Regions from separate parts of the Homo sapiens genome. Here region 2 is linked to region 1. Evidence: chromatin loops called from intact Hi-C (ENCODE). Cell type or tissue: gastrocnemius medialis. All regions are shown on one strand. Each heading gives the region's core, and the rest is flanking DNA. Links, peaks and the distances in the headings are about the cores only.

Evidence for each region. A loop is a pair of places that touch in the nucleus more often than their neighbours do. Peaks named below come from ENCODE experiments on the same cell type or tissue, not always from the same donor. Only the 100,000 strongest peaks of a DNase experiment are listed, where the experiment ranks them.
Region 2: a loop joins it to region 1, with 3.0 times the contacts of the local background. A loop is called at or near these places in 1 of 110 quality-filtered maps.

The regions. Positions count from the first base shown.
Region 1 is chr11:31,802,654-31,806,685 of GRCh38, reverse strand. PAX6 (paired box 6) reads left to right here. Exons shown (of 14, transcript NM_001368894.2): 4 at 224-284; 5 at 3,852-3,982. The coding sequence starts at 275. Among named protein-coding and RNA genes, the nearest start is that of PAX6, 6.7 kb to the left of the region's middle. RefSeq lists enhancers at 490-1,159, 2,328-2,543 and a silencer at 2,328-2,543. In gastrocnemius medialis, for the core only: no CTCF peak of the experiment used is centred there; no DNase peak of the experiment used is centred there; H3K4me3 peaks cover 2,462 bases; H3K27me3 peaks cover 3,945 bases.
Region 2 is chr11:31,243,674-31,249,953 of GRCh38, reverse strand. The region is part of intron 8 of DCDC1 (doublecortin domain containing 1); the gene reads left to right. Among named protein-coding and RNA genes, the nearest start is that of DCDC1, 120 kb to the left of the region's middle. In gastrocnemius medialis, for the core only: no CTCF peak of the experiment used is centred there; a DNase peak (open chromatin) is centred at 3,333; H3K27ac peaks cover 696 bases.

The DNA.
Region 1 (4,032 bases), core at 33-4,032:
AGATTGGGGATATTCCAGTACTTTGTTTCAAGCCCCAAAGGGTAGATTTTGTATGCACTGCAGGGCAGAGCTGAGTGACCCTCAGATCGCCCCAAGAGGTTGAGTGGATCAATTCCTAAAGAACGGAGATTCTCCTGTCCTAGCCCCAGGTCCACCTCGGTTGGGAGTTCAGGCCTACCTGATGCAGCTGCCCGAGGATTAACTCCTATTTTCTTGCTAACAGAGCCCCATATTCGAGCCCCGTGGAATCCCGCGGCCCCCAGCCAGAGCCAGCATGCAGAACAGTAAGTGCCTCTGGTCTTTCTGGGACTTCGGGCTCGGGGTGCGCGGACCCGAGGGTCAGGGGAGGACACAGGGACTCGCGACGCCCGCGCTGGCCCGGCCGCCGACCGACTGAGGCCCGGGGACCTGCGGCGGCTGCTCCCCGCTCCGCGCCCGGCAGCCCGGGAGGGGAGGGCGTTTGCTTGGCTCTTCTCGATACTGGAGAAGCAGGGGCTGGGCCCTTAAGAACAGCCCGCCCGAGTTTTCGAAGCTGCGGTAGAGAAACCCCATCCCCCCCAAATCCTGTAACTCACACCCCCTCTCGCCCCTGCCCGGGCTCTGACCCCGGAGAGAGGGGCTGGGCTGATCAGGGCGGGGCGAAGTCTTCTCCTAGTTGAGCGAGAAGGAGGCCCCTTTGGGCTTAGCCAAGACTGAAAGTCTCCACCAACCCGGCGGGGTTGGGGGCTTCTCTCCCCAAGTCACTCTCAGGGCAGCTCCTCCCCTCCTCACCCCACTACGGGCCTAGAAGGGATGGGGAGAGGAGCCCCCAGGCCTGCAGCAGGGTAGGGGTGGTAAACTCGCTGTTACAGGGCGCGGGAGAGAGCACGGTTTACTGGGTCTGGTAAGGAGGTGCCCAGGAATTGGAAAATCCCTGCCCTGGCAACTGCAATTGCTTGGGTCCTGATAGTCCCAGGCCCAGAGCGCTTTTGATACTTATGGCCCTTGTACCTCCCTGCTTTCCTCTGCCCAGACCCCGTGGGGTCCCACCCACCTTCCTGTTCGTGGTGGGTGCTGGTACGCGGCAGGGCTAGTCTAGAGCTCCGACCTGGGAGCCTGGAGGCCCAGCGAAACCAGGCCCGGTTTGAGGTTACGGTTGAGGCACACGGCGTCGGGGCTCAACTGAACTCAAAGTGTGGAAAGGCCCGGGTCTTCCAGCAGCCTGCCCTGGCCGAACCACACAGGCTTAAGGAGGGTCCCCAGCACCTTATCCATCTGTTTTGGAAACGCCGGTCGCCCCCTGGTGCTTCCGGGGCTGGTAAGCGCGTAGCTGAGGAAAGGGCACAAAGGTGGCGAGCTTTGCGGGAGTAGTTGTGCAGAACCTGCCGGACCCCAGGGCTTGGCCGGTAGGCTCGCCTTCGGCGGCTGGGCTCTCCCCTTGGAGCTCAGACTCCCCAGCCGCAGGCTGTCTCTCGGGCGGGCCCCAGCCAGGGCGCGCAGCCCTGAGCGTTTGTCGCTGCGGCCCGGCTGGCAGGCCCCGAGGGGCGCGGGGTCGCGGGCCGGCCGGCAGGGCTTTGTGCCGCTCGTTCCCGGGTGTGCGCGAGGCGCGGAGCATCCAAATTGACACCATATGTTTTCCTATTAGTTGCTTCGCGGTCGAGTTCTAGGCGCATAATCATCGCCAGTGGGCGAGAGCGCCAGCAGTCCCTAGGGAAGGGACACAATGATTGAGGCTTAACCTCTGAAGGGGAATTTGGAGCTGCGCTTTCTCTCTGCCATTTCGATGCTGGGAGTGGCGCTCTGGCCCTGGCGTCTCCTGGGCAAGCACCAGCCGGCGGTATCTGCGGAGGTGGCTGGCACGTTGTTATTTTTTGAAATGAGTGAGGAGGGAGGTCTAGATTTAGGCGGCCTTACGCGCCCGCCTTGGCATTAGCAGACTGGGAATTGCCGTGGCTATGCCCGAAGTTTGGAAAGTCTCTCTCGGTCTCTTTCTGGGACAGCCTTTCTTTTTCCGGGAAGCTTCCTGTGCCTAGAGGTGGGGCTCTGTAGCTGGAGGGGTAGATGGAACTTGCGAAGCAAAGGAAGGCAATAAAAGGAAGTTAGGAGAAACCGGAAACGTGGGCCAGGCCTTGCTCTGTTGGAGAAGCGGTGTCCCCGCAAAGTCCCTGCTTGCGCTGGTCCCGGCCGGAGCCCAGATCCCCCAAACGCCTGTCACTTCTCATCGAGTTGAGGCTCCGGCCCCCACCCGCGCCTTGGTGAGGGCCCCCCCTCAGCCCCAAGCCTTCGGCTACCCTGAAAACGCGGCTCCCCTCGAAGGGGAAACAAGTGCAGTTCAATCTCGTCTGAGTGATCTACAAATAAGGACGGAAAGGGTCGTTTTATCACGGTCCCGTTTGTCGTGACGATGCAATTTCCCGGAGCGGAGCACTGTCACAAAGTGACAAGGCTGCCACAAGCGCCCCGACTGATCTTTTCAATTAGCCTTCCATGCATGATCCGGAGCGACTTCCGCCTATTTCCAGAAATTAAGCTCAAACTTGACGTGCAGCTAGTTTTATTTTAAAGACAAATGTCAGAGAGGCTCATCATATTTTCCCCCCTCTTCTATATTTGGAGCTTATTTATTGCTAAGAAGCTCAGGCTCCTGGCGTCAATTTATCAGTAGGCTCCAAGGAGAAGAGAGGAGAGGAGAGGAGAGCTGAACAGGGAGCCACGTCTTTTCCTGGGAGGGCTGCTATCTAAGTCGGGGCTGCAGGTTGGAGATTTTTAAGGAAGTGGAAATTGGCAATTGGCTTTGTGTGTCTGTGGTTTTTGGGGAGGGGGACTACAAAGAGGGGCTAACTCCCTCTCCCTATTCTCTAAGGTTGGACCACAGGGATGAGGTTGTGAGATACAAAGATAAAGGAGGGATGGGGAACACTATGATGTGGTATTTTTCTTTTCTGTTTTTTCTTTTTGATAATATCTATCCTTGGCTAAGGGGAGGGCGGAGTTCAGCGGCGGAAATAAAGCGAGCAGTGGCTGGTGCGAACCGACTCCCGGCTCTAAGCCTTACTTGCGGTGGCCGGACTTGTCTGTGGCTGAAGCCGAGCCCGGGCTCTGACTCTCACGTCTGCACTGGAGGTGCGGAAACCTGGACTGGGGTTCACCAGCCACATACTGGCTGCTCTGGTTGTTCTCTCCTCTTCCTTCTTCTATTCTAACCAAACAAAACCCAACTCGATGCTTGTGCCAGGCCTTGGCCAGTTTGGACGGTGATGGAAACATTTCTGGATTTTAGCGTCTAAGGGAGCACTCAAGGGCTGTAAGGTTTGCTATCACTGTCCCAACACTGCAGAGACCTTGAAGGTTCAGTGTGGGATCTGTAGAACCCATGGTTTGCGGTGACACTCAGAGGGGATCTTTGGGAGATTTATAGAGCCGGTTCTTAGCGCTTTGTGGGTTCAGAGGCTGGCTGCAGTGTTTATGAAGAGGGGCAGTGGGCTGGGGACACTGCTGGGGTTATGGCTGTAGTGAGGTCCATGTGTACTTGTTCCTTGGCATGTGTCTGACTCTGTGTTGCTGCTGCAGTACAGTGGGCAGGGGCACGGTTGCTTGGACTGGGCTGCCCGATGTCTGGCATGGCTGGTGGTCCTGTTGTCCTTTATTTGATCGATAGCAGGGAACTGACCGCCGAGGTTGGCACAGGTTGGCAGGGGGATGAGGATGCATTGTGGTTGTCTCCTCCTCCTCTCCTTCTTCCTCTTCCCCTTCCTCCTCTCCTTTCTGTTCTTGTTCTCCCTCATCTTCCTCTTCCTTCTTCTCCCTCTTCTTCCTCTTCACTCTGCTCTCTTCTCTTCTTTTCCCCTTTCCTCTCCTCTCCCTTTCCTCAGGTCACAGCGGAGTGAATCAGCTCGGTGGTGTCTTTGTCAACGGGCGGCCACTGCCGGACTCCACCCGGCAGAAGATTGTAGAGCTAGCTCACAGCGGGGCCCGGCCGTGCGACATTTCCCGAATTCTGCAGGTGATCCTCCCGGCGCCGCCCCACTCGCCGCCCCCGCGGCCCTCCACTCT
Region 2 (6,280 bases), core at 1,274-5,273, 560 kb after region 1:
TAGTAGTCAGTGATCCCATGTTGGGTCCTAATGATTACTGTATGTTTTCCTGAGTGTTCACAAACTGTTTTATAATCTGTTCTACAACTTTTTAGGGAATTAAGATTAGGCTTATGGATAAAGTTTCTTCTTTAAATTTAAGTGTATTTGCCTCTCTTCAATCATTGAGTTCCTTAGCATTTACCTTTACTTTTCAAATTTTATGAAATGTAACAATTTAGGTCTCTTGCTGAAGAAGGGTGCTAAGTGCTGGCAATAATTAATCAGTCCTTAAATCTCTCTAGGGCAAGACTTGGTATACACAAAGGCAGCCAGTTAAGAGCCTGTTGTGTCGGAAAGATGCTGCTCAGGAAGTCTTCATTCCTTGGACTTGCAGTCTCTTTGACTTTTCCTTGGTTCCAGGGTTTCTTAGACATGGTCCTCAGGGTCTTCTAGTGACTTCCTGGCATAGGACTTCATCTACCCTTGTTGCTTATGTCAAAAACAGAATGTGGTTAAGTAACCACTAATTTATATTTTTACTATTGATCTACAGAGGTTATCAAGAATTTTGCTAAGGCTTGAGTTTTAAAAGTGTTTTAATGGCAGTTGGAGATCTCCCATTATATAATTGGATCACTGTCATCTTTTATTAAATATGTGAAGGCAGAACTGTGCAATATGAACATTCACAAAGTAGTCTAATTTATTTGTAGACTCTTTAATATTTTCAGAAATTCCCTGTTGAAATCTTTAAAACATAAGCCCTCTTTTATATTCATGAAGATATAATCATCACTCCTAGTTTTTGTTGGGGTACACTTGTTTTAGTCATTCATGTAATTTTTAAACCAAATCCTTGCTTTTAGAAAATCCTTAAGTTTGTCTTTCTGTCTTCTGGTTTTTATGTCTCTTATTTTTCAGCCTTAGAACTCTAAAGCCAAAAATCCTATTCTGACCCTAATGACTTGTCCATGATCCCAGAAGTTTATTATGAAATATATTGTAATAATTGCCAATGAAAACAAACAGCCTAATTGCTACTACCTGTTATAAAACAATGTCTTACATAGCTCTCAGCATTTAACAGTTATGTAAAAGAACACAACTCAGCAGAGATTATCTTTCTCCTAAGAGTTTTTAGAAGAGAGAAGAAATCGTAGACAAAAATATGTAAAAACACTAATTATAGAAGATTCTGTCTTTGTGAAACAAACATGGAGAAATAAATGTCAAAGGGAATCCTCCATTTTTATTGCTGAAACGATTAGGGCTTTTTTTAGTCTGTCACATTTAAAGTATAAATCTCTCTTGACATATCTATTTGCATCTTAAATAAATCATTAACATGTAAGTAATATGTTGACTTAGTATTTACATTCAAGGGTACCAAACTGTTTTACTCACATTAGCTGACTTTTAAGTCTCTGAATTAGGTATGTTTGTTCTGGGTATTATTATTATTCCTACTTTGAGTCTTAAAAGAAGGAAATAAAAGAACAAAAAGGTTAACTACATCTTTAGACTTGTATTAATGTGACTGTACAATGTAACAGTGGAATTTCAAGACATTTTATAATTAGCTTGCTTTTGAATGTTATTTACATATGTAAGTGCTTTGTGTAATTGATCTTATTCCTATGTTTTACTTTGTTTTCTATTACTTATTTTCTGACTGAGTCAAAAGTTAATTTGTGCCTAATTTAATACCATTTGGGTTAAACTTTTTGGGATAGTAATATAAATACAAATACTCTCAAGTAATAAAAATGTCAGTTATTAGATCAAGTAATTATATAATGACATTTCTAAAGACCATTACTTCTATTTTAGGTTAGATTTATTTGTTGAGTTCTGTGCATTATCCTCCCTAAAACTAACTCTAAGATAATACTTTAAGTTTTTGTATGGAACTTTAAAGTTTACAATACCATGTCATGCATTTTCAATTTTATGTATTGGTATAGGCCATGGCCACATAAAAATTGACTAGGTATAGTTAATTCTCAGTATTTCTTTAAGTAATCTTAAATTGCATGTATGCCAAACCAATTATTTTACATTACTACTAAATATCAAATATTTTAGAAGTCCAAGAAATTGAGTTCACAAAATCCTTGTATTTTCAAAGACACACACACACTATTATTTTTGTTGAAGGGGAAAGAAAGATCAGACAATAGAATCCCAGCTTATTTCTACTTGTATAAATCAAGTCATTTAAATAAATGAATTGTGTATGCTGACCTGTTCTACCAATGTGCTACTGGGGATGTATGAAAAAAAGATGTGCATGGTGGTGGAAGTAGAAAGAGGCATAAAGCGTATTGGAAAACTACCAAATGTCCCCTGCAAATGGGCCCTATTCAGAATCAGTAAGCGTATGATGAGTGAAGTGGTTTTGAATATCGCCTTTAGATTCCATGCTGTTACAAGGCCAGCCCTGAACATGGCAACTCTTATTTCCACACACAGTACCTCTTCACTCTCAATTTAACCCCCAAATCTGATGAACCCATTACTCCATACTTGATTTCATGGAACAAGGAGTAGATATAGTTACAAATGATCAATCACAAGCCGTGAACCAAAGCAGCAAGGCATTAACAATTCACACCATTTCGGTCCACTTGCTCAAGCAGAAGATGTGCCAGCATATTTAATGCACAGCTACTTCGTTCAGTTTAAGAAAAAAAACATGACTCAGGCTGCATTTTCAAAATGGAGAGGACTTTCTAAGATTTCATACCTCCTAAGCCTTAATGTCAACATTCATCCACACATCAGCAATTAAAATAACCAGGTGTCCTATAAAGGTCATAATGTCCAAATTAAATTTTACTCAGGTAAAAACAGTATGACCTATGAAATTCTTCCTGCAATGCATCACTATTCTGTTTGATCCTGTCGTACAAATCAATGTCTCTTACAGCAGTATTATAACACTGTAGACCCCACAGGCAATATGCCGTCAGTTTAATAGGATCACTGAAAAACTAAAGCAGCTGTGAAAGATTGCTCTAAGTATAGCAATCATGTGCTTGTCATTTTGTTCAGTGGAGGAAAAATCCAAATTTGGGTAGGCATTGGTATTTAAGAAAACCACTGCTAAATCTTTTCTCATAAGTACCTTAGGGACAATAAGATTTGACATATAGCATGTAAACAAAAGTACACAGCAGCTGTTAGTTTAGTTTTGTTTGGATAAAAATACACTGATATAAATCAAGCAACACAGGAGACAGTGTGTTCTCCGTCATTCAATCTTCCCTGCAGACCATGCTTTTGAATGGTGTCTGATGGTTGCTGTGGGACCAGGAGCTTTCCAACTATTTCGTAAAGCTGGATAAGGAACATTAAAATACACACATACCTTGGCACTAGCTCAAACTCCCTGCAGTCATACTTCCTGGACTGGGAAGCAGTCACATCTTAGTATCTTTTAAAAACTTACCTTGTTTTGACCAAAGAAGACTTTTTAGGTCAACTTCATTTAAAAAAAAAAAAGCCAATTGAATAGGTTGAATTGGTGGGAAATTCCCAAATGTCTTGGTGTATTTCTAAATGATATCTTGTTAGCAATAGCCAAGTATTTTAGAAGCTGGATCTGCAGCTTGCTGCCAAAGAATATATAGAAGTTTCTTTATAGGTAACTATACTCTGGGCAGTGTGCTTTTCTTTCATAGTCTCATGTACTCTGACTGAAATGTGAAAATTACAATATTATGTAAATTATGGTTATGGATATTTAATTGGCGTGACTTAATTTTTTATTGTAAGCAAGTTATTAAAGCCTTTGATTATTCCCTGTGCTTCTTGAAATGCTATTAACAAAAAATCCTGATCTTTTTAGCTTTCCATATTTGATTGAAATGCAGTATGCACATGGCCCTTTCAATGTAGGATGTTGCTTTTGGAGAGGGATATATATTCCCTCGGTATAGATCATGACAGAATATTCCAGTCTAAATCTGATAGACAAATTTGATTAGCTTTGTGGTTTCTCTTTAGAGAGATTTTTGGTTCCTTATCATGTACTGCCTCCATTATGTATCCCAAGTAAGTTCACACTTCTTATCAGTGATGAAAGTTTTAATAGAAGATCCTCTTGAAGCCTGAACAGTTTATTTTCTTATTTAACATTTGAACTCATTTTTGGGGTTCTTAGAAGAAATTACCTTTTTTATTTAAAAGAGTTATTTTGACCTTAATCTAATATTATTGCTCTGTCATTTAAATTTTATTATGTGCCTTTTCCTATAGAAGCATGATTTATGACAAGGTAGGATAAAGTACATAAGAGTTTTCCAAGGACTTTTTAAAAATACCCATCTCTGGCCTTCTCCTGTCTAGTTAATGCTTCCTTCCCAAATCTTATGGCTTTCTTTTTATATTTATTTTCCTCCTTAGTCTTCATAATCATATAAGGAAAATTAAAATAAAAACAATTGCACACATCCTAAATATGCTTTGAAATTCGGGTATATTCATGTTTATTTAACAAATTCAGATCAAATTTTTTTAGGTTATAGAAAGTTACAGGTTCTAAATGATCATGGATAGTTGTAGTTATGTTCTTAAAACTTACCCAGAAGACTGTCTACAGTATATCTGCAGTACCATTTATTCATCTAGTAGACATTTGTTGAGCACTGCTTTCACTAAACTAAAAAATATCGTGACTTCAAACTCCAAAAGGTTTTAGGATTTACTGGGGGATGAAAGTGGGAGGGGACAAGATATGGACTAATACAAATCAATAAGAAAAAAAAAAAGAGAGAGAGAATGCTATGGGAGGCATAGAGGAGGGAGCAATTAATTCTACCTAAATCATTTAGGATATTTTGCCAGAGGTGGTAACATTTGATATGAGCCTTGAAGGACAAGAATATATTAATAGGTGGGGAAAGAGGGGAGGAAATGGAAAAGGAATGAAACAGCGTGAGTGAGAAAGGTATTGGTTGATAATTATGAAATGAATATAGCTACTAGTTTTGGTTATATAATCTGTTTACCTATGATGCTCACTACCAGCTCTGTCCAGTGGAGTTACTCTTTTTTGGTCACATGATTTATCAACAGCCTCAGTCTTAGCTCCAAACTCATTGAAATGATTGGATTAATTTTAATTTTGCCCTATAGTCATAACTTGAGATGAAACAAAAGGAATGAAAAGTAATCATCCACATAACTTTTCACCTTTCCAGGGGTGGAAGTGATCCCAATGAAATGATTCCATTTGACTGATGTCTGCATAATTGCTAAATTTAAGGGATGATTAACTTCCAAACCATTTAATATGAAATGTTGAGGGTTAGCTTAATGAAAATACACAAAAGAGAAGTTCTTACCACAATCATGCAAACAGAAGAAACTAGGTAGAACACCTGTAATAAAGGCCTTTCACATAAGAAGAAATGTTTATGTGTAGTTACGCACACAAATATTAAAAGACCATAGGATAACTTTCTTGAATGAGTCAATATTTCTACATAGTAGTTTGAATATTTCTACATAGTAGTTTGAAGACAGAGAAGCACATGGTTGGAAGGACACAAAAATAATAAGGGAAAAAGAGAACTCTACATAAAAGAGAAGAAAACCATTGGTTAAGAGCACTTATGAGCTATGATTTGGTATAGAATATTAGGAATATCCACTAAAACACTTAAATAACTAATTCACATCCAGTTAAAATCTATGGGTTGAGGTTAAAAAGTAGAGCGACTTCTTTTTTAAAAAATCAATTATTCAATAATATTTTAAAAGTATGTTTTAGGCCGAGGCTCCTTTTTAAATGGACAGTTCTTTAATTCTAACTGCTTAATAAATATTATTATTTTTTAGTATAACGTAGGCTGATTTATACATCATTTTTAAGTACTTAGGCGTATCATTTTCTTATGTTTTCTGTACCTTCCTAGTTAGTGGAAACATTGTTTGTTCTTGGAGTGTGCTTTGTCTTCCTTTTCAAGAAGATCATCAAAGTTACTAGTTTGCAGCTTCTAAAAAGAAAGAGCCTTCTAATCCCTAGTTCAGAGGCTAACCTTTATTAGTGCTCTGGTGGTTATAATGAGGACCCTGCTTCCTGCAGGGAGATTCTGGAATACTGAACAGATTATTCAACAAGTTCAGAGCAGATTCTGAAGTCCCTTATAAAACCTGCTTGTGAATACTGCTTTCTTTGCTTTGCTGTTTCTGGTTTCCATAGTATTCCTAATTACATAAATCATGTGGAACATGGGAGCTGTTTTCCATCCAGTAGCAATTCTGACACTGCTTATGCTGTGGTATAATTTTA